Regions from separate parts of the Homo sapiens genome. Here region 1 is linked to region 2. Evidence: read pairs that join two places in POLR2A ChIA-PET (ENCODE). Cell type or tissue: CD4-positive, alpha-beta T cell. All regions are shown on one strand. Links, peaks and the distances in the headings refer to the core of each region. The heading gives the core; the rest is flanking DNA. Region 1 has its middle 44 kb from the start of TCF7. Region 2 overlaps TCF7 (transcription factor 7).

Evidence for each region. Peaks named below come from ENCODE experiments on the same cell type or tissue, not always from the same donor. Only the 100,000 strongest peaks of a DNase experiment are listed, where the experiment ranks them.
Region 1: POLR2A ChIA-PET joins it to region 2 with 26 read pairs; 8 of 35 experiments call an interaction of 5 or more read pairs at or near these places.

Annotation. Positions count from the first base shown.
Region 1 is chr5:134,064,523-134,076,819 of GRCh38, forward strand. It overlaps a transcript of VDAC1 not described here. Among named protein-coding and RNA genes, the nearest start is that of TCF7, 44 kb to the right of the region's middle. RefSeq lists silencers at 6,656-6,715, 6,796-6,915 and an enhancer at 7,386-7,485. In CD4-positive, alpha-beta T cell, for the core only: CTCF peaks have their summits at 6,445, 6,850 and 7,049; DNase peaks (open chromatin) are centred at 4,155, 4,519, 6,409 and 6,809; H3K4me3 peaks cover 1,276 bases.
Region 2 is chr5:134,145,910-134,158,206 of GRCh38, forward strand. TCF7 (transcription factor 7) reads left to right here. Exons shown (of 10, transcript NM_003202.5): 10 at 315-2,301. The coding sequence ends at 394. It overlaps SKP1 (S-phase kinase associated protein 1), which reads right to left. Exons shown (of 6, transcript NM_170679.3): 6 at 3,026-11,859. The coding sequence ends at 11,824. Among named protein-coding and RNA genes, the nearest start is that of SKP1, 25 kb to the right of the region's middle. RefSeq lists an enhancer at 17-66. In CD4-positive, alpha-beta T cell, for the core only: CTCF peaks have their summits at 2,715 and 2,980; a DNase peak (open chromatin) is centred at 2,562; H3K27ac peaks cover 2,114 bases.

The DNA of each region.
Region 1 (12,297 bases), core at 2,111-10,110, 81 kb before region 2:
CGAACTCCTGACCTCAGATGATCTGCCCACCTCGGCCTCCCAAAGTGCTGGGATTACAAGTGTGAGCCGCTGGGCCTGGTCTGATTATTGTTTTAAGATACTATGTTTTGGGGGTGATTTGTTACTAAGCAATAGATAACTGATACAAGGGATATAGAACTAACATAAAACTATTCAATTTTTCTGTAACTTCTTTTTTTTTTTTCCTTTTTTGAGCTAAGGTCTGGCTCTATCACCCAGGCTAGAGTACAATGGTGTGATCTCAGCTCACTGTGACCTCTGCTCCCTGGGCTCAAGTGATCCTCCCACCTCAGCCTCCCAAGTAGCTGGGACCCACAGGCGTGCACCACCATGCCCAGCTATTTTTTTGTATTTTTAGTAGAGATGGGGTCTTGCCATATTGCCCAGGTTGGTCTTGAACTTGTGAGCTCAAGCAATCTGCCTGACTCAGCCTTCCAAAGTGCTGGGATTATAGGCATGAGCCACCATGCCCGGCCTTAGTTTCCTTTTTTATTTCCTTTTTTACTACTTTCTTCAGGCTATCCTGTTACTCTTTTTCTAATTCTTGAACTGGATACTCACCTTATTAATTTTTAGTCTTTTTCTTTCTCTAATGTATTCTTTAAAGGATATAAATTTCTCTCTAATCATTGTTCTAGCTGATTCCAAAAAAAATTTATATGATGTTTTAATGATCTTCACTTCCAAATGTTTTGTAATTTTCTCTGTGGTTTCCTCTTTTCCCTATGAATTATTTAGACACACATCCAAATATAATGGGATTATTTTGGCTATCTCTTTGGTTTTAATTTTAATTTTTTTTTTTTTTTTTTTTTTGAGACAGAGTCTCACTCTACCATTCAGGCTGGAGTGCAGTGGCACATCTTGGCTCACTGCAACCTCTGCCTCCTGGGTTCAAGTAATTCTCCTGCTTCAGCCTCCCGAGTAGCTGGGACTACAAGCGTGCGCCACCACACCCAGCCAATTTTTGTATTTTTCGTAGAGACAGGGTTTTGCAATATTGGCCAGGCTGGTCTCAAACTCCTGGCCTCAAGTTATCCACCTGTCTCAGCCTCTCAAAATGCTGGAATTATAGACATGAGCCACTGTGCCCTGCCTCTTTGGTTTTAACTTCTAGTTTTATTTCATTAAGATGAGATAATATAGTCAGTATGATAGCTATTCTTTGATATTTGTTAAAATTTGCTTTATGAATTAGTTCAGGGGTCATCAAACTTACTTTTTCTGTAAAGGGCCAGATAGTAAATTTTTTTTTTTTTTTTTTTTTTGAGACGGGGTTTCACTCTTTTGCCCAGGCTGGAGTGCAGTGGTGCCATCTTGGCTCACTGCAACCTCTGCCTTCTGGTTTCAAGTGATTCTCCTGCTTCAGCCTCCCGAGTAGCTGGGATTACAGGCCCCCGCCACCACGCCTGGCTAATTTCATATTTTTAGTAGAGATGGGGGGTCTCACCATGTTGGGCAGGCTGGTCTCGAACTCCTGACCTCATGATCCACTTGCCTCAGCTTCCCAAAGTGCTGGGATTACAGGTGTGAGCCACCGCGCCTGGTCGATAGTAAATATTTTTATCTACTTATTTTTTTGAGACGGAGTCTCGCTCTGTTGCCCAGGCTGGAGAGTGCTGGCTAATTTTTGTATTTTTAGTAGAGATGGGGTTTCACCATACTGACCAGGCTGGTCTCAAACTCCTGACCTTGCGATCCACCCACCTCAGCCTCCCAAAGTGCTGAGATTACAGGCATGAGCCACCATGCCCGGCCGATAGTAAATATTTTTGACGTTTTACAGTCTCTGTTGTAACTATTCAACTCTGGTAGTAAGGTGTGAATGCAGCTATAGACAATATATAACAAATGAGCATGTCTGTGTTTATTTTGTTTTGTTTTTGTTTTATTCTAGCCTGAAAATCACTGTCTTTTAAATAGTCTACTCCATTTACTTTTACTGTAATTTCTAACATAATTTATACCTGCTACATGTGTTAGTATATTGGTTAGCTGCTTTTGCAGTGAAATCAAATTAAAAGTGGCTTAAACAAGATGAAATTTTTAACTCTTACATAAAAGTCCTGGCTAGTGTGATAGCTCTTCTCCACAAAATTATCGGGGGCCCAGTCTCTTCCTTTCTTATTGCTCTGTCATCTTCAATACACAGCTTCCATCTTTTGGTGTGAGATAGATGATGTAGCTCCTGTTATTACACCTGAATTCCAACCAATTAGAAGAGGAAAAGGAGAAAGAGAAGGGAATAGAAGAGAATTTCCCCGTTTAATGGCAACACAGAAATTGCAATGTCACTTCTGGTCACATACCACTGGCCAAATCTATCTGTAAGAGAGGCTGAGGGATGTATAATAGATTTTAAATCTGCTTGGCAAAAAATATCCATTCCCCTGCTAGAAAGGGAGAACAGATATCTAGGGTTAAGTAATAAATTTTGCCACATCTGCCATTCTAGTTTGTATTTTTTGTTTATAATGTGTTTTCTTTGCTTCTTTTTCCCCCTCTTTTCCTGCTTTTGATTGTTTTGATCAAAAGTTCTTTTTTTTTTTTTTTGAGACGGAGTTTGTTGTTACCCGGGCTGGAGTGCAATGGCACAATTTCAGCTCACTGCAACCTCTGCCTTCTGGGTTCAAGCGATTCTCCTACCTCAGCCTCCCGAGGAGCTGGGATTACAGGCATATGCCACCATGCCTGGCTAATTTTGTATTTTTAGTAGAGACAGGGTTTCTCCATGTTGGTCAGGCTGGTCTTGAACTCTTGACCTCAGGTGACATGCCCACCTCGGCCTCCCAAAGTGCTGGGATTACAGGTGTGAGCCACCGCTCCCAGTCAGATCAAATGTTCTTATCTTTATTTTCCCTAGCAGGTTAGAAGTTACATATTCTAAAAAAAAAAAAAAAAAAAAAAAGTTATATATTCTGTTTTTTATACTTTTAGTAGTTGTCTTTACATTTTTAACTTATAGAATTGTCTTAATAAAGTCCAAATATGAAATATTAATGCTACCTCAGAGGCAGATCCAGGTTTTATGGGATCTGAAGCTTATTCAATTTGGAAGCTCTCTTTTTTAAAAAAAGAAGAAGGAGGAGGAGAAGGAGAAGGGGAGGCGGTGAGGGGGAGGGGGAGGGCGAGGGAGGAGAGGGGGAGGGAGAGGGAGAGGGAGAAGGAGAGGGAGAAGGAGAAGGAGACAGAAATTACTCTTGCAGCTTATACTTCCCTAGCTTCATGATCAGTTCACTTTCTGTTACACTCTCTTCCAAAACAACAAAAGAACCTTAGAATGCTTCACTTCAGTTGGGCATGATACCTCAGGCCTGTAATCCCAGCACTTTGGGAGGCCAAGGAAGGCGGATCACTTGAGGTCAGGAGTTCAAGACCAGCCTGGCCAACATGGTGAAACCCTGTCTCTACTGAAAATAAAAAAATTAGCCGGTCATGGTGGTGTGAGCCTGTAATACCAGCTACGTGGGAGGCTGAGGCAGGAGAGTCACTTGGACCTGGGAGGTGGAGGTTGCAGTAAGCAGAGATCGCACCACTGCACACCAGCCTGGGCGACAGAGGGAGACTACATCTCAAAAAAAAATACAAAACAAAAACAGAATGCTTCACTTCAATTACTCTACTCCATCTTCTTAATTATTGTTACCTATCAGTTTATTTTTTTTTCTCATTTTAAACCCTCCCAATTAGTTGCTATCATTGTTGTTGTTTTATACACAAGGATTATGAGATTTACCCAACATATATTCTTTTTCCCCTTAGTATTGTGTCTTCCGTTCCACTCCTATCAGTTTTTTTTTTCTTTTTGAGGAATACTCTTCAGCAATTTTTTCAATGAGGGGATGTATGTGAAAATGTTTCTCAGTGCTTTTTTTTTTTTTGTCTGAAACGTCATTATTTTGCACTCATTCTTGAACAACACGTATTTTAGTTTAGAATTTGGGGAAAACAATTATTTTCCCTCAGCCCTTTGAAGATATTATTCAGATCTCTTTTGTTGCTAATGAGAAGGCTGTTTACTTATGATTTCTTTGTAGGTAATTTTTCTTTTTTCTGTGGTTTCTTTTAGGATTTTCTCATTGTCTTTGGTGTCAAGAAGTTTCACTACAACGTGGCTAGGTATAAAGTGATTTATATTTTCTCTGTTCGGAAACCACTGTGCCTCTTCAGCCTGAGGAGTCACAGACCCAACAGTTCTGGAAAATTATTAGCTGTCAGCTCTTTGCATATTGCTTCTTCCCCATTCTCTCCATTGTCTTCTGCCGAAATTAATAGTAGAGGTGTTTCTTCCACTTACTCTATCCTCTGTGCATCTTGGTCTTCTTTTCTCATTTCTTTTCAGTGTTTTAAAAATCTCTAAGCTGAATCAGTACACTTATCTAAAGTGAATTTAGAACAGAAAAAAACTTCTCTGGGAGGTGACTGTGTGTGTGTGTGTGTGTGTGTGTGTGTGTGTGTGTGTGTGTGTTCACGTGCGCCTTTTAGTAAAAGCAAAGTTTACTTAGTAGCAGTCCTCTCTGGGAGTCCCAGCAAGACTCCCACCCACACAGCCACCCCCCATGTTTTACTGTGCTTTCAGAAGAAAAAAAATGAATGTTAAAGAAATCAGAAGCACAAAATGAATTACAGTAATAATCTGCCAAATTAGAAACAAAAACTTCAAAGGATCACCAGAGCTGACTAGAGATAAGGGAAATTTTTTTAGTGTTCTCTAAACCTTATGGTGCAGGATGGAGGGGCCCATTTCAATGGGCTATAGTCCCAACCCTCTGAATAAATCCTGGGAGAACATAGTTCTCAATACTTCTCCACCAGCCATCACCTAATAATTCAGGAGTGTTCTTAATCAGAGGAACATATGAAGGTGGAGCAGGGCAGGAGGAAGGAATGATGATCCCCTCAGAGGTGAGGGGTCTCTCCCATAGCCAGCTGATCACCACCTATTAGGAAGGAAGCTGAATGTCTGACAAGTCCTGGAAGCTTCCTCTACCACCCAGGCCTCCTGAATGGCATCGAAGAAAGGTTGAATCATCAGACCCGGAGCCTCTAGGAGACCACACTATGGCCTTTGGGGAGTGAGGGGGTCTCACTCCTGCTTCTCAGCGTTTCTCTTTATTTCTCTACCTTTGAGGGTTCGGGTTGGGTTAGGGCTGGTTTGCATGCTGATGGATGTGTCAAAAGTGTTTGAACCAGAGCAACTCCATCTTGAGTAAAATGAGGCTGAGACCTACTGGGTTGCATTGCCAGATGATTAAGGCATTCTAAGTCACAGGATGAGATAGGAGGTCGGGACAAGATACAGGTCATTGAGACCTTGCTGATAAAACAGATTGCAGCAAAGAAGCTGGCCAAAACCCACCACAACCAAGATGGCGACAAGAGTGACCTATCTTCATCCTTACTGCTACACTCTCACCAGCACCCTGACAGTTTACAAATACCATGGCAACATCAGAAAGTTACCCTATACGGTCTAAAAAGGGGAGGCATGAATAATCCACCCCTTGTTTAGCATGTGATAAAAAAAAAACAGCCATACAAATGGGCAACCAGCAGCCCTCTGCTCTGTCTGTGAAGTAGCCATTCTTTTATTCCTTTACTTTCTTATTTTTTTTGGAGGTGGAGCCTCGCTCTGTTGCCCAGGCTGGAGTGCAATGGCGTGATCTCGGCTCACTGCAACCTTTGCTTCCCAGTTTCAAGCGATTCTCCTGCCTCAGCCTCCCGAGTAGCTGGGATTATAGGTGCCTCCCAGCATGCTCGGTTAATTTTTTTTATTTTTGGTAGAGATGGGGTTTCATCCTATCTAGTCACCCTAGTCCAAGAGCTAGGCTGCTGTCCGTGATCTGCCCATCTCGGCCTCCCAAAGCGCTGGGATTACAGGCTTGAGCCACCACGCCTGGCTGAACTAAGGTTTTATCTAAACAACATTTATTTTTAAATACATGATTATGGCGTAGAGTATTAAACATTTCAGAAACGCCTAAGATAATCACAGTCATCCTTTAATCCCAGCACCCAGAGAGAACCACTACTAAGAATGTGTTGTCTTATTTCCTTCCAGTCTTTTTTCCATACAGGCTTATATAGTTATTGGTTAACAATGTCAAGAGCAATTTTTTTTGTTCATAGTAAATATTCTATGTCATCATTACTCATGATTTGAAGTCTCGGATTTTCCCCAATGCTGTCTGGCCGGTGGTAAACTATTAGTTTATTAGTGAATATAATAATCTCTACTGCTGAATATTCCCACGGTTTCCCAGTTCTAAGCAATGCTCCAATGCGTCATAGCACATACCTTTTTGCACGTATCTGCGATTATTTTCTAGGCAGCAAGGAGGTGCTGGATCAGAGGTCTGCACAGTTTTAAAGAACTTGTACAAATTTATTGCCAAAATGGCTCGTAGGATTTTCACAGGAAACCGGTCCAAGCGTCACCATCCCCAGCCGCTTCCCAGGGGCGTAAACCCCGCCCAGCAGAGGAACCTAGGGGTGGGGGCTCTGACGTCCCACCCTGAGTCCCGAGGGGTGACCAATCTTTCAGGCAGTGTTAGGGGTTAACCCAACACACCTCGACCCCGCGACCCCGGAGGCGGATTCCCCCGAGGGGATCCTCGGCCCAGCCTTCCTGGGGGATGAATTTACAAAGAGTTCCCAGCGGGTGCCACCCTCCCCTTCCCTTGGAAGGCGCTCAGCCACTGCCAAGGTGCGGACGCAGCGGGGGCGGCGCCGTGCGGGAGGGGGCAGCCAGCGCGGCCACTTCAAAGCGCCGCGTGTAGGGCGGCAGGGGAAGGGCTGGACTTGGAGGCCCACAAAGGGACTCGCCCCTTCCCCCCAACCCTGGGCCCAGCCGCGCCAGCTGTGCAGGTGGCGACATCCTCCTCGCCCAGCCTCGGGGGAGCGCCCTTCTCCACGCCTCCAACCCACCCTGTCATTCCCACCTAGAGACCCTCAGCCTCAGGGCTCTCAGCCTCCGGCACTTTTGGCTGCGTGTGGTAAATGCAGATGACCAGCTTCACCCAGACCAAAAGTAACACCTTAAGCTTTTCCACCACGCAGAATTCCCCTTAGCCTTGACTTTCGTTTTTTGGGTGAGGGGTGAGTGTCTTGAAAGAAATGAGAAGTTAAGTTTTGAGTCTGAAAGAATTAAAATTCTCTGCCCCCACCCCCACCCAGTTCCAGTATTAGTGCGGAGTTGGAGGGTGGCTGTGGGTTGAGGGGTGGGGTGCTGGATCCTGGACACAGCATGGCCTTGCCCTTAGCCCTTGTGGGCGGACCTGGGGTCTGCGAAATGCTGACATAATGGTCACAGATCCACTCCACCCCTCCTGCTTGGGAAGGGAGAAGCCAGTCTCCCCTCTCTGTACATGCTCCTCTGTGGTGGGCCTGTCCCAGGGTAACCCCTGGATAGGAGGCTGGAGTTTACCCCCAGGGCTCCTTTGGCATCTGAGGTTGTGTGGAAGTTGTTTCTGGTAGTGGAATCCAGTCCCCCACAGCAGCAGCGATGCAAAGGGGTTCTCAAGTAGCTGAGCAGCTCGCCCTAGGGTCCAGCCCACCGATTCCAGGGAATGCAAAGGCTAGTCCATCTTGCAGACACCTTCTAAGAACTTCATCTCATTATTTACTCAACAGGGACTGTTAGGCACCTACTATATATTAGATGTTGGGCTTACAACCATGAACAATAACCAGTCAAGAGAGACAGGACTTTATACGTTACCCAACCAGAGAGAGAGGGTACCCCAAATATTACTGCCCAGGATTAAAACTGGAGCCAGACTCTGTCCCACTGAAGGGGCAGGACCTGCTGCAGCTCTCAGGAGCTCCAAAGGAGCTTCCATCCATCTCACAGGATTTGTGGTCACTTTGTGGTAGGTAACAGAGCCTCCTTCCCACCTCCCTTCGCTACCTGCAACAAACAGAGGAACCTGCAGTTGACGGGAATCCTCTTTCTCATGATCAAGGTGGCTGATGTTCATGGACAGCACACTGGGGGGAAAGGACCAGGAGTTCTGTGAACTGCAGGGTGACACAGCTCTGCTCTGGGCAGAAACACCGGACAAATGCCCATTGGGTCTGACCATCAGCCTGCAACTGGACCATCCTCAGGTGCAGAAGTGTCCAAGCCACCAAGTAAGCCCAGGAAGGGCAGTAAGTCTTTCTGGATGGTCTTTAGTTCCAAGGGTCCCAGCTCCAGGTTCCTCCTACCTCTGCCCCAGTGATGGTCTCCTCCAACCCCATTGTGACCTCCTGCAGTCCAGCTGGGAACAAAGAGAACATCAGGGTCTTGAAACCTCAAGACTTTTAGAAGACCTTCTCTGGGGATGTGGTCTCCCGTTGTTTCTGTTATGAAAACCCCAGAGCACTTCCCAATCATGTTGTGTAAACAGCTCGCTGCCAGCCTCAGAACCCTTCATTTAGCTCCAAAGGGAAGAATGGGGTGAGTCGCTCACTGCACGGGGGTGGGCGGTTGGATGCCAAGAAAAGGACAGTCCTGCAGGCTATGTCAAGAGTCAAGAGGTCCTAGGCTTTTAGGCCTAGCTGGAACATCTGACCCGGCAGCCCTGTTAGCCAGACCTCTGGACCCATCACCAGTGCCCTGAAGCCCCTGCCTCCCAAAGGGATGCCAGGTAGGGCACCTACCTCTTAGTAGAGGGAGGGGCCCAAGATTAATTCTCCTTGAATATTGTCTTCCTAGGATGATGTGACTCTTCAAGTAAGTAGAGGCTGAGCAGCTAACACCCTGAGGCAGCAATTCCCAAAGTCCTTAAACCAGGGGCATCGCATGGGAACTTGCTAGAAATGCAAATTCTCAGGCCTCATCCCAGTCCTCCTGAATCAGAAATTCCAGGGGTCTGGCCCGCCAATGTATAGCTTAAAAACCTCTCCAGGTAGTTTCCATACCCAACAAAGTTTGAGCATCACTGCTGTGGGTTGAGGAAGACATATTATTTTACCCTTTACTTGAATACCTCCTCTGATGCAGACCTCATCGCCAAACAAAACAGCCATCCTTGAGTTGAGCTAAGCTGAGTCACACACAAGGATGTTTGCTACAGTGTTGCTTGTCATGGTGACAATCTGGAAACAATGTGAATGTTCATCAGAGAGAGGATGGCAAATAACCCATGGAATACACACTGGAGAATACTAAGCAGTCATTTAAAAAGAAGGAAGTAGGTTTATATACATTGATGTGCAAAGATCTCCAACATGTACCAGTAGCTGAAAAAGGAAGCTGCTGAATAATACATATAACTCAGACTTGTGTGTGTGTGTGTGTGTATATCCCAAACAAAATTATTTTTGTATCTACATACTTAACAATGAAAATGCATTTAAAAAAGACTGGAAGAAGACACATCCAACCAATAACCCTAAGTGGGGGACAGAGATGGGAGAACTCTAGCTTTAAAAATGTTATGTTTTTTCCCATTATTTGTATTATATATGTCACTGAAAGTCAGCCTAAGAATGAATAAAAGCTGGCTGGGCGCAGTGGCTCACACCTGTAATCCCAGCACTTTGGGAGGCTGAGGCGGGCAGATCATGAGGTCAGGAGATTGAGACCAGCCTGGCTAACATGGTGAAACCCCATCGCTCCTAAAAATGCAAAAAATTACTTGGGCGTGGTGGCAGGCACCTGTAGTCCCAGCTACTCGAGAGGCTGAGGCAGGAGAATGGCATGAACCCGGGAGGCAGAGCTCGCAGTGAGCCAAGATCCTGCCATTACACTGGGCCACAGAGCCAGACTCCATCTCAAAATAAATAAATAAATAAATAAATAAATAAATAAATAAATAAATAAATAAAAGCTTTGAAATGACATCTACTTTGAAAAAGGACATTAAACTTGGGAGCAAACATGCTAGCATGGGGGTGTTCTGTGACCTCATGTCAGACACAGAGCCTGGGTGGGAGTTGGGCCCCAGGGAACTGACCCTGACTTACCAATGCGAGATCACCCCGAGAAGAGGGAAGAGGGGCTCACAGTGTAAGTCCAGGGCAGAGGTTTGGTTGCCAGGTAGCAGCTTACAGGCCACCAGTCAGGCCTGGTCAACCAACCTATGAGGTACCCGTGGCAGCCTCACCCTTCCCAGGCCTCTTCTCCTCCAGGTTTAGCCCACCCAGCCCCAGTCACTCAGTGGTGGGAGGACCACTGGCTTCCCTTTCCCAATAGCACTTAGAGTTTTAAAAAGAAACCTGAAGAACAATGCTTACCCTGCCCTATATGGGATCATGTACTGATGCAGGGAACTCCAAGCAGATGAAGGGAGATTTGGTATTGATGGTCCTCACATGTGCCATGAAGACATCCACCACCAAAGGCTCCTTTGCCAGGAAAACCTAGACAGAGCAAATGGCACAGTCATGGATGCCACACTGACTGCCCCAGACTCCAGACCTGGGTCCTAGCCCTCCTCTCTACTCATAACTTTGCTCAGTGGTACAGCTCGTCCAGCCATTTGGACTCTCAGCAGGCCACAGAGCTTTTTCATACACTATGCACACAGTCTGGATACACTATTCACACTATGATTTGCACACAATTCACATGCTATTCATACTACCATCGCTGCTACTATTCACAGTACTGGCCACATACTAGTTACACTCCTATGCACATGCTATTTATATACCATTTGCACACAGTTCACACTACCATTCACACTTCTATTTGCACTGTTTGCACACTATTCATGCTATTACTATTCATACGATTCACACTGCTATCTGCATGCTATTCACACTGCCATTCACACTATTCACACTGCAATTCACAGTGCTATCCACACTGCTTTTCCCACTACTTTCACACTGCTATTTACAATACTATCCACACACTAGTCACACTCCTGTTAGCACACTACTCACACTACTATTCAGACTACTATTCACACACTATTTACACTGCTATTCACATGGTTATTGACACTATGTTCACAATACTTTCATACTGTTATTCACACTACTATTCATACACTACTCACTACTATTCACACACTATACACGATACTGGTTTTTTGTTTGTTTGTTTGTTTTTTGTTTTTTGTTTTTGAGACAGAGTCTCGCTCTGTTGCCCAGGCTCGAGTGCAGTGGCGCAATCTCGGCTCACTGCAACCTCCACCTCCCGGGTTCAAGTGATTCTCCTGCCTCAGCCTCCCGAGTAGCTGGGGCTACAGGCGCGTGCCACCAGGCCCGGCTAATTTTTTGTATTATTTTAGTAGAGACGGGGTTTCACCATGTTAGCCAGGATGGTCTCGATCTCCTGACCTGGTGATTCGCCCGCCTCAGCCTCCCAAAGTGCTGGGATTACACGCGTGAGCCACCGTGCCCGGCCCTTGCTACCATTTTCATACTATTCACAATACTCTTCACAACACTACTTATGCACTACTGAGCTTGCAACACTCTCTCTCAAACCCTCTCATGGTTTTTTTGTTTTTTTGTTTTTGAGATGGAGTCTCCCTCTGTCACCCAGGCTGGAGTGCAATGGCATGATCTTGCTAACTGCAACCTCTGCCTCCCGGGTTCAAGCAATTCTCCTGCCTCAGCCTCCCAAGTATCTGGGATTATAGGCACATGCCACCATGTCTGGCTAATTTTGTATTTTTAGTAGAGACAGGATTGCACCACGTTGGTCAGGCTGGTCTTGAACTCCTGACCTTAGGTGATCCACCTGCCTCGGCCTCCCAAAGTGCTGGGATTACAGGCATGAGCCACCATGCCCAGCCCTCTCTCACCTTGATAACTCCTATGCACCCTTCAGATCTCTGCTGGATCCTCACATCGTGTGGAGGCCTTCCTGAGTCCCCCAGACTCACAGGTCACTTTCTGCAAGGTCAGCCTTCACTGTCACCTCAGACATTTCCTTTGTTGCCATATGTGTTTCGGTGTGTCTAAAGTTTGTGCATGTCTGTCTCCTGATCTGCCCTCCCAGACCCTGAGTCCTGTACTGGCAAGGCTAAGTCTGTTTAGCTCACTGCTCTCGCCCGAGCACCCAGCACAGCCCAGTACCCAGTGGATTCAGGTCCCAGGAAGATCTGTGGTGTGTGCAAGGGACTCCATACCCAGGCAGGCTCATCCTTGGCTGACAGTTCTTATACCATACAGCCTTCAAAGGGCTCAAGACACGGCCCTCCTCCCAGTGGCTGTGTGCATCTAGTTGTAAGGCAAGGGGCTGGATCAGATAGAATATCATACCATCCAAAGACTCCAGAGGCCTTAGGTACAGGAGGCTGAAGAGGCAGGAGAGACAACCATCTGGCTCTCTGG
Region 2 (12,297 bases), core at 1,390-9,389:
TCAAAGGCCGGGACTGGGAGATGACTCCCTTGGAAGACAGGAGAGATGACTCCCTTGGAAGACAGATGACAGCCCATAGGCCTAGTGACAAAAGGCCCCTTTGCCACCTTGTGGCTGTTCTGGGAACTGCACCTGTCCTAGGTCTGGGCCAGACCAAGCAGAATGGCAGTCTGAGGACACTGACTTACCACCCAAGTCCCAGGAAGAGAGGACAAGGAATCAGCCAGGCCTGTGCAAAGGCAGCATTTTTTGGTTGTGGTGTATGACTATGAATTCACCCTCTGTTTACAGATAACTCTCTTCACTATTCCTAGGAGGAAAAAGAAATGCATTCGGTACTTACCCGGAGAAGGCCGCTGCCCCAGCCCCGTTCCTTCCGATGACAGTGCTCTAGGCTGCCCCGGGTCCCCAGCTCCCCAGGACTCACCCTCATACCATCTGCTGCCCCGCTTCCCCACAGAACTGCTTACTAGCCCTGCGGAGCCGGCACCTACATCCCCAGGTCTCTCCACTGCTCTCAGCCTCCCAACCCCAGGGCCCCCACAGGCCCCCCGCAGCACCCTGCAGAGCACACAGGTACAGCAACAGGAATCTCAGAGACAGGTGGCCTAGCAGGCACAGGACACCTGGCCGCCTCCAGGAGCCTACCCCCTGAAAGTGACAGAGACCCAGATCTCATGGAAACTGGCCAGGGGTCCTGTTAACGTCATCTCAGGGTCCAGACCCTGAAGATTTCAGAGGCTGCAGGACTTCTGCCTGAACCTGGGGTCATCGATTCAAACTGCTCCAAGTGGTGGGAATCAGATCTGTCTTGATGTGTCATCTAATTAAGGGAATCCCTTGTACCTATGGCTGCCTGCATCTATTCTTTGTACCATCTGTCTTGCCAGCCAGAAGCCTCTGCCTCCCTAGCTTTTCTGCTATAGGTCAGAGATGGGCTGAACTGAGCCTAGCTACCTTCTCTACCCATCTCCCCCATCCCCCACTGCCACACCCTCCCCATTCAGACACTTCATGGACCAAGAATGAGCTGGTTTGTCAAACAACATGTGAGCATGGTCACAAGCACAAAGCTCAAGATGACAGCTCTTCTAAGGAAATGGAGAAGCTCTGTTTATAAAAACAAAAACAAAACCAGCTGCTACTCATAAGTTGGACCAGAGGAAGCCCCTTACTATGATCTCAGGAGCTTGCAAGAAGCAGGAAGGGGAATGGAATAGGTTAAGTTTAGGCCTATCAACCTAAGCAACAGAAATAATCTGACACTACCTTATCAGGCAAATTGGGGAGGGGAGGGTGTATCTAGCTCTAGTTCAAATTATTTGGAAGTGTTCCCTGAGAAACCCACCAGCCTAAGAAGCTCTGGCCCCAGGCTTGTCACTAGCAGCTGCAGTCAACAGTTCAAAGAAGTCATGGCCCAAATCCAGTGTGCACCCCTCCCCATTCACAGAGCCTTTTTCACAATTCCATTTCCAGTTCATCTATGGCAGTCCAGCCAGCTCCTGGGCAGCTTGAGAGGGCAAACCCAAAACCTCATGACAGCCAGAGCCTGTCTTTCAGCATTCAGTCCGCCTGGCCGGCTCCAGTTTCCCCATGGGGCTGCGGGACAGAGGACCATTACAACTAGATCAAGGAGCCCAGAAAACCTCCAGTAGTGGACAACAGGTTTTCACCATAGCCTACGTTAACCCATTTTTGAGCCAAGCTTCAACCCTCAGCCTTGAAAAACAAGTCTTTAATTTAATTTTTGTTTTTTGCCTAAATCCAAAGAAAAAGGGCTGCCGGGCCAGGCGCGGTGGCTCACGCCTGTAATCCCAGCACTTTGGCAGGCCGAGGCAGGTGGATCACCTGACGTCAGTAGTTTGAGACCAGCCTGGCCAACATGGTGAAACCCTGTATCTACTAAAAATACAAAAATTAGCCGGACGTGGTGGTGCGCGCATGTAATCCCAGCTACTCGGGAGGCTGAGGCGGAAGAATCACTTGAACCCGGGAGGCGGAGGTTCCAGTGAGCCGAGATGGCGCTATTGCACTCCAGTCTGGGTAACAGGGAGACTGCATCTCAAAAAAAAAAAAAAAAAAAAAAAAGGGCTGTCCATGTATTCACACACCCCTCAAAAAAAGCCTTTAGTTCCTACTTTAGCCACTGGTTTCTCAGAATCCAAAGATCACATATTCTAGTGTAACACTGCAAGAAGTCTTGAGAAAAAGATTATTGTAGTGTTCAAAATATTTTTGTATTGTTAATGCATCATCATAGAAAAACTTTTAAACATGAGAATAAAGATACTTTTTACTGGGTTTGTTTTTCAAAGCCTGACCCTGAGGAATAAGCTGTTTCAGTAACAGAGCATGATATTCTTTCCTTTCCTTCTCCACAGTCAGGAAACTTGGAGTTTGTTTCCTATGGTACATATGTTCCCAAACCTCCAGCCTGTAGAAACCAGGGATTACACTTGTCATCTCCCCTAAAGGGGTGTGGGCCCTGCCTGCCTCACCTGAGAGCTATGCCTATACTCCCATTCCAAGCTTTGCTCTTAACCCCACAATGATGCAGGCCAGCCTGCTCCCCAGTGCTCATATAAGAATAAATGAGTTGCCAACTGCCGTCCATAAAGGCTGACAAGACAATTCAACCTGAAATAGGTACACATGACCACTAGGCTCCATTTTCCTCTGAGGGCAGAGAGAAAAGAAAACATTCCACAAGTGCATATCCTATTTCAAGGAAAACAAGAGCAAACGAGTCTTTTATAACCTATTAGCACCACAAAATCCTAAAGGAGGATTTTTTAATAGCACCCCTTCCTCCCAAAGACTGCATCTTTTTTTTTAATTATTATTATTATACTTTACGTTTTAGGGTACATGTGCACAATGCGCAGGTTAGTTACATATGTATACATGTGCCGTGCTGGTGCGCTGCACCCAAAGACTGCATCTGTTAAGACGCAAAGTATTTTTCATATTTTCACACAAGCCTTCAAGTTTGATAAATCTATTACCCACTTTTTAAAAAGTTACATACGCTGTTGGTGGACACGACAGCCACCATATCCACTTTATTTTTAGATTATTTGTATACATTTAGGGGGTACAAATGCAGCTGTGTTACATGAATATATTGTGTAGCGGTGAGGTCCGGGCTATTTTTAGATTATTTGTATACATTTAGGGGGTACAAGTGCAGCTGTGTTACATGAACATACTGGGTAGCGGTGAGGTCCGGGCTTTTAGTGTGCCTCTCACCCAAACAGTGTACTGTGCACGTAAGTAGTGTACATTGTACTCAACAGGTAGGATTTCATACCTCATCCCCCTTTCATCTCCCACCTTTTGAAGTCTCCAATGTCTATTATTCCATTCCGTATCCATATACCATGTGTACTCACTGTTTAGCTCCCTACAACCCACTTTTTACATGAGTTTCCACCAAGTACACTGCTGTCTTCCTGAGACCTATCATGAATGTAAAAGGTGTCATGAAGGCACCTCAATAGGTCAGTCAACAAGTAGATGATACATGTCAGGCAAGAAGTATTTCACATGGGACAGCCACTGGGCCACCATCATGCATTGTCATTGTCACTCCACTGAGTTCTATTTTTTGGATTTTGTGTTTAAAGTATAAAGTCATTTTCCAGAACAGCGTCTATTTAAAGTAGGCCACTGGAAGTTGTAACCCCAGACTTGCTTTTGCTTCTGAGAGAGTGCTAGAGGACACTAGCCATTCTCTGGACATCTGTCCCATTTTAAAGAATTCTGTTCTGGCTACTGGCCTAGTTGTTTAAAAAACCTACATTCTAACCAGGGCTTATGCAAGACCAGGTTGCTGCATCTGATTTGGTGTCTCACTTAGAGTACACAGGGTACCTGAACAATGCAGTCTTTGTGTATTGGCGGGGAAGTCTTTGGCAACTCTGTTTAAATCAGATCAGCTTTTTTTTTTTTTAATCTGACTTCATAAAGGAAACTCAGATCCTCCCAAATCACCCTGGTGCATTCCTGCGAGGCCAGAGGGTGACTTGAGATTGCAACCTCAAGTTCAACTGCTAATACCACACCAGTCCCCCTTCACTGCCAGCTGAGAACCAACCCTGTTTCCTGAGACATCATAAGACAAGATACCTTAGCCTCCCTTGAACATTTCCAGACAACTAGCAGACTGGCAACTTGGGTGAAAGACGTTCATCCCTCCCCTGGTACAGCTGCTCCCCATTTTGTTCTCTGTGGATATGGTGAGGGTTCAGCCCAGCAAGCAGACAAAGCCTATGTCTCCCAACGTGAAGGTGTCTACTTTAACAGAACCCCATGGATGGACTCTCTTCTGACATGTAATTATCTTTTGAATGGCTCCTGTGGTCTCCCATTCCTTCTGGCTGTGGACCCCTAACAGCTAGCTCAGAAGCACTGCACCCTAGCTTTGTTCAGTATACATAAGCCTGGCCAGGAAGGCCACAAGTAAAGGGAAGCGGAAGGGTTCTTTATATCCTGTTCCAGAGAGGAAGAAAGGGAATCAGTTCCTGCATCCGTTTCTCAGAAAACAGCACAGAACAGAAGGGGTAAGGGTAACAAGGCCATGTTAAACTACCTCTTAGGCCTATATGTCAAAGTAGAATTTAAGACCCAAATCTAGTTAATTGTATAAAAAGGCTAAGTTGGCTTTTCTTTGAGGTTCTTTGAGAGTCCTTAACTGCGACTCTCAGATCTCTTCAGAGCATTTTTTAAGCTCTTCAGGGCTTTAAGAGTTCACCAAGGGTTTCTGAAACAGCTGCCCACCCAAGCAGACCCTGGTTGTGTCAACTCCCCCAATCCCAACTTATTGTGATAACCTTGTTCCAAATCTCAAATCACCCTATGGGCATCTTTCAAATTCTGACTCCTGAGCTCTTCTCTAATAGTTTGGAGCTACTAACAAACCATTACTGGCAGTGAGCATCTGAAAATACTCAAAACGGCACCGAGTTTGAAAACAGGAAACATAGATGGTGGGGATGTTCACATACACAGTCCCTTAGAATAAAAGCCTAGCTCAGGTCAGGAAGGATTTTCAAGCTCTTAAAGATAGCATGGGATTAGGCATGTTAACTGGAAAGGGAAAACTTATGTCCTGGGGGTGGGAACTATACTATCACAAGCAGTCCTCACAAGTTAGGTCACTATTGGTAAGGGATGTTTCACTTCTGAAGACAAGATAGCAGCTGTGAATTATGCGGGAGATAGTCCAGGCCAATACTTCTTTCATATTCACCAGGGGCTCTGGACCAAGTCTTCCTTTTTCATTCAAGTGTTCTCATTCTTTTATCTGAAGCCTAGTTCTTTCAGGCATGTGCAATGTCAGGAAGCGGGGTGGGGCTTGGGGAGGGAAGAGGAAAAGCCAGGTTCCACTCACCAAAAATAAATAAATAAATAAATAAAAATTTTTACAAAGCCACTCTGGAAACCCTGCTTGAGTACTTGAGGATAGAGTACAGCTTCTCTATTTTCCCACCCCTTTCCGTAAGCTTCCTGGAACAGAAAAATCTGCAAAGCAACTGAAGAAGGCAGTTAGAGGTTGTGAAATGGTACATTCAGGAAAGAAAGGACAAATAAGAATTTTCACCAGATAGGTGGGAGGTATTCAAAGTGAGAGCACTTTAAGGAAATAAGCTGATCCTCAGTGTGCAATAAGAGGCTGCTATATAGCAGGTTGAAAATTTGAAGTTAAGAGATATCAGAAGGTCTGAATATACTTAAATACTTCCAGAAAATTTAAAGTTGACAGATATCAGAAGGTCGCAAGAACTACAGATGTGGAAGCAGACACTGTTATGAGCAACTACATTCCTCCCATAGAATGCTGCTCAATACTGGCACACAGACCAGAGGTAGCCAGCAGTACACAAGACTGCAAGGCAACAAGTACATTATCAATGAATTAGCCATCTATCACTCAAACTATGTCCCGCATTGGAAGTGTGTCAAGCAAGAGCACCTTCGACAACACTTTTCGGCCACCACTAATGATCATCTCCACTGATGCCTCAGCAGAAAGGATAACATTCAGCCAATCCTGCTTAGGTGTCCAAATGGCTCAATCTTGGGCCAAAGGACATGCTCTGAAATATTTCTTACACCATACTTCATCTTGATATGCACAGCCAGTTCTCTTACTCATTCTCTGTGACCACTGGAGGTAGTGATTTTTAACAACAGTAAACAAGAAAAAGTCATCAGGACTCTAACTGTAAAACCCCCAACATTCAAAAGACTGGTTTAGTTGAACAGCCAAAAAATAAATAAATAAAAATTAAAATTAAAAAAATTAGAATTTAGCTCACTCAAAAATTGCCCTGCCTAATGTGGGTCTGATGAATAAATGCTGATAAAATACTACTGAGTGTCAGCAAAGTACTGTGACTAATCCTGCCCTAATTTCTCTTTAGTCTATATTCTCAGGGAAATGTACCAACACCCAACCTTCTGCTGTTAGTTCCTGACTGTGCACTGCTTTTTCCTCACTTTGGCATCTGTCCACCCCCAAACAAATCCAACTTGATTCTTGAAACCAAATTAGTTTCACTTTACAAAACCTTTCGTAGCACCTTTCAGCTCTGTAGCCCCCCATTGGCTCATTAATCTGTTCTGTCCAGAAACTTTTTTTTTTTGAAACGGAGTCTCGCTCTGTCGCCAGGCTGGACTGCAGTCAGTGGCGTGATGTCGGCTCACTGCAACTTCCGCCTCCCGGGTTCAAGCGGTTCTCCTGCCTCAGCCTCCCGAGTTGCTGGGACTACAGGCATGTGCCACCACGCCCAGCTAATTTTTGTATTTTTAGTAGAGATGAGGTTTCACCATGTTGGCCAGGATGGTCTCGATCTCTTGACCTCGTGATCTGCACACCTCAGCCTCTGAAAATGTTGGGATTACAGGCGTGAGCCACCGTGCCCAGCCCAGGAACATTTTTATTAGAGTTATCCACTCCCTCCCAGCAGTATTTATGCCTTCTCTCCTGAACTACACCAAAAGCTCCCAGCTCCCTAGAGGGAAACCATGTCTAATGCTTCCTACCAAGGAGAAGCCAGGAGCTACACTTTAAGGATTCAGCCATTTTGTAAGCTTTCCCTTTGCTTGCAATCTTCTTATTCTTGACTTCTTCCTAGCTTAAAAAGTTATAGACTGGTTTCAAATCCAGATAATTGAAGATTAACTTTTCAAATCCTCAAACAACTTTGTAGGGAGAACATTTACTTGGTTGATTCCTTCCTACCAGAATGTACACTGAGCTTTAGAAAAGGAAAAATTGGTGGGTGCTGTGGCTCACATCTGTAATACCAGCACTTTGGGAGGTTGAGGCAGGAGGATCTTGAGCCCAGGAATTCGAAAACAGCCTGGGCAACATGAGGAGACCTCATCTCTATAAAAATCAATTTAAAAAAACAAAAACTAGCAAGGCATGGTAGCACACACATGTAGTCCTAGCTATTCAGGAGGCTGAGGCAGGAGGACTGTTGGAGCCCAAGAGTTCGAGGCTGCAATGAGCTGTGATCACATCACTGCACTCCAGCCTGGGGGGCAGAGGTGAGACCTTGTCTCTTAAAAGAAGAATCAAAAAGCTCTTCGGGCTACTCTGGGCACACTGCCTATGGGGTAGTCCTGCTCTGCAAGGAGCAGTTAAAAAAAATCTTCAAAAGCTAATGGTGGCAAGCAAAAGTTAAGCTTGTAAAGGGTGCTGAGAGCAAGAGGTCTGCTGCTCTCTCAATTTTCTCTTTTCTGGTGGAAAATCACCTTATATTCCCAAACTGCCTTATTGAGAGCCTAGGCAAATTAACTTAAACAAAATTTATGTTGGGATCAGAACACAGCCCATAGGATTGGTCAATTTTTACGTAAACTGAAAAATCAATGTGATTTGGAATATCTGCCTGCCCTAAGTGAGATGCCCACAGTGACTCACTGTTACTATCCTCCCTCCCCAGCTAGTTTTAAGATAAGCTCAGCATTACTATGATGTCATGTTACAAGGCTGCAGTTACCTGTCCAACCAAGTCACAATATAGTTCTTGCTTAATTCCAGGAGCTGGTGTATTCTGACAGTTGTAGAGTAAAAAGTCACAGCTATAATCCCACACAGGGAGCTACAGGATGATTTTGTGAATCTCTGAGAAAATATAAGAACTGTAAAGCAGTATCTATTTTGTATACCAAGAATAGATTAAGGCAAGCTAACACATGGCACTTCAAAAGAGTAACTTGCTTCTACAACTTAAGAATTATTAGGGCCGTGTGCGGTGGGTCACACGTGTAACCTCAGCACTTTCGGAGGCTAAGGCGGGCGGATCACAAGGTCAGGAGTTCAAGACCAGCCTGGCCAATATGGTAAAACTCCATCTCTAATAAAAACACAAAAAAATTAGCCAGGCATGGTGGCATGTGCCTGTAATCCCAGCTACTCGGGAGGCTGAGGCAGGAGAATCACTTGAACCCAGGAGGCGGAGGTTGCAGTGAGCTGAGATCGCACCACTGCATTCCAGTCTGGGCGACAGAGTGAGACTCTGTCTCAAAAAAAAAAAAAAAAAAAAAAAAATTATTAGAATTTGAGGGGGCACATCTTTAGCCTATGACAATGTTAAGGAGAAAATAATAAGCTAACATTCAGGAAGGTTTTGGTTTACTTTTAGATCACAAGTGACATAATCAATGAAAAGGTGAGAAGCCAAAGGACTGCCATGGAGTCCTTGAAAGGACTTCATCATTAAAAGCAGCACACTGCAGAAAGCAGCATGTTGTTTACAGAGGAAACCGACAAACATCCTTCAATCACCCAAATCTGCCAAATACCTTCTTCCTCTCATTCTCTTTCCTGGTGAAATAAAAGGCATTTCCTAATTAATCCCTAAGTTTACTTTATCAACAAGGGTTTTCTTTCCTTTACTACTATAACAGTAATTAGAGAAAGTCTTCATAATTCATCAGTAACCACTCTCCAAACCAAGGCTATTATCAGCTATTATCAAGCTCTCCCCTCTCATGCATTAAAACTACTCTTCTTGTTTTCATTATGCCCTGTACCTGCATTTCACAAGGACTTTTCACTTCTGTTACTTATACTGAAATTCATGGAGTAGTGCTGCTAAATACAAGTTAAATCCTGCTGTCAAGTGACTTCCAATGAAGTTCTGGAACTAATATAAAGCAGACTGCACTAGATCTATAAAACCGTAGTACCTATTTCCAACTTGCCCAAGGCCATGAAGACACTAAAACTCCAGCCTCAAGGTATGACTTAATGCCACAATATTAGTTTAGAAGAATAGTTGGGAAGTAAGAGAGTAGCCAGAAATGAGTGGAGTTTTGAAGACTGAGGTTTGGCTACTGTGATAATGAGAAAGGACCACTCACTCCAGGTGAAAGCCTAGAAAAGTTCTAGTAGATATATTAAAGGAATAGTGGGCATACAGCAGGGAACAGGAAAAAGAAAGGTAGGAAAATAATACTGCAACCAGACTGAAAAGGGCTTCTTAATACCATGTCTATGATTTATTTGGGTCCACAATGGTGAAAAATGGCTTATTTTCTCTTGGATCTCTATTAATGTAAAAGTTTAAGATTACTAGGATTTTTTGTTGTTTGTTTAGGGACTACAGAAAGTCAGGAAACAAAAATTTAAATTACTACTATATTGTCTGTCCATCCAATCTTTCTGAAAGATCTCATTATCCTTTAAATACGGATAGTGACGTTATTTACTCATATAATTCTAACTACTGCTGAGTATTATACAGATCAAGTGGTAATAACAAGCTCCAGTTTCTTAGAAGGTGATACTTCCTTTACAAGTTAAACATGGCATATGGCAGTAATCCTGGACCTTCAGTGAAGATTTGTTTGTCATAATACTGCTAAGGATACTTCTGGTTTGTTTTTGAGACAAGGTCTCGCTCTATTGCCTAGACTGGAGTGCAGTGGTGCAATGCCAGCTCACTGCAGCCTCGACCTCTCAGGCTCAAGCCATCTTCCCACCTCAGCCTCTCAAGTAGTTGGGATTATAGGCATGCACCATATGACTGCTAATTTTTTTTTTTTTTTTTGGAGAGACAGGGACTTTCTGTGTTGCCCAGGCTGGTCTTGAACTCCTGGGCTCAAACGATCCTCCTGTCTTGTCCTCCCAAAATGTTGAGATTACAGGCATAAGCCACCATGCCCAGCTGCTAAGGATACTTGAGGTGGATAAGGTTTTTGCAGAAGTTGATCTTATAATAGCAGGAATTGGTAGATGAGACAATTCAGCTAGGACTATACACCGCTACCTTCCCCACTAAAACCAGGACAAACAGAAAACAAGCTTATCTCCTGAGAGAGAGAGAGAGAGAGAGAGAGAATTTTAAATAACTCTTTACAACGTAAAAACCATTTTTAGCTCAAAGACTACAAAAACAGGCTATGGGCCTGATTTGACCCACACATTATAGTTTCCTATCTCTGGTACAGACAACAAATTGGAATTAAGTGAGACAACATATGGGACTTTATTAAATAAGGTGAATTTGGGACAAATGAAAGGTGAGATGAAGGCAAACTACTGTCAAGGGATGATCTGAGCCTGAACAACTCAGTGAATGTGAAGAGAAAACAAGATTACATGTGAATATAGATGTTAACTGGAAAAGCAAGGAGAAAAAAAGGGAGCACAAGGAAGAAAAAAAAATCAAAATTTGTGAGCCATCTCAAGCCATCAAAAAAACTTCATTCTATTGTAGGAGGGAAGCTGGAAACAATGGCAGAGTAATTTTGTGTTAAGAATTAAAGTACTAGCTCCAGTTAGGCATATAAATGACAATTAGAAGGGACAGAAGTTATGGTTATGTCAGCAGCCTCCAGTGAGCTAGGATATAAACTAAGTCTTTTCAAGCTGAACAAATATATACACATTCAACCCATTTAAGTGAAGAGACACATTTAAGTCCACAAAAGCAAACTTAACTACCTACTATATAACTTACTTTTTATTGAAAGTATCTTGCATTCATGATGGATGCTTTCTGGGTTTTACCACATATTTTAATGTTAAAAGTTAAATTATTCTTTACATGCAAGTAGTGTGAATAATTTTCTCCACATGGGAACACTAATTATAAAAAGATGACATCCCACATGGGTTAAGTGTCTTTTTAATTGAAAAGCTAACTGTCCAGTTACATTTCTCCCAAAAAACCACAAACTGGGTAGTAACTGAGTCTCTAGGCAATATATTTAAAACTAAGAGGATTAAAAATAAAGAAAAAGAAAACAAGTCCTCAGATGCAATGAAGGGAGCCCTGCTACATACAGGCTAATCAATACAGTGGTACTCCTTGACTGCAGGAGGCTGGAAGACATCCTAGTAGCTCCACTCAGAACATTTACTTCAAGAAGCCTTTTTCCAGTTTCCAACTCATGAATAAAGATAATATTTTGTTAATTCTATTCCAGAAAACTTTTTTGCAAGTTGTTTTATTTACAATGCCAACTTTTAAAAGGTCACTAAAGTTAACTGGACAATAAACTAGGCAGACATTGCTTTACAAAAAAGAGGGAAAGCCCAAAATGCCACTTATAGAGAACCCACAGTTCAGTTTTATTCAGAGCAAAGAAAAAAGAAACTTTCCATCATACTAGAAGAAACTTGGCCGTAAGGTTTGGGATCTGTGCTCAAACTACACATGCAATGAGGACAATATTCTGCTAATACAATTGACTTGCTGCTGCATTTGTCTACTGTTTGTCTAATATTAACAATTATAAACAGAGCAGTGCAACTAGTATTTGGAACAATCCTTACAGTGTTACAGTGTCAGGCACAACATTTCACTTCTCTTCACACCACTGGTTCTCTTTGCGTACCTAAAAGAGATGGATATAGGGAAGTACCTTAACTTGAGTAGTCTTTCCTAAGACTTATAAATACTACCTACTGATTCATCGATAGCCAGTGAGTTGAGTCAGAAGAACAGATGGAAAATTAGAACAACACCAGGTTAAGACTATATTTCCGGATTTCCTTTCTTTGCCTCCCATGGTTTTTATTCTGCCCTGCTGAAATTATGAACAAAGCAAAGGCAATGGGCAATTTACTAAAGTTGACAGAGCAAATTCAGTTAATTCATTCACATTATTTCAGTCTGTAGTCATGTCAACAAAATCATTCTGATCTATTCTTTCATTTCCTCCCCTCATTAAGTTGCTCTAAAGTACCCTAGTATATACTTCTCTCTAGGGCCTGCTTTTCTGATGTCAGATATGTATGGTCTATACAGAAAGTTGCAGGTGCCAAAACTAGTA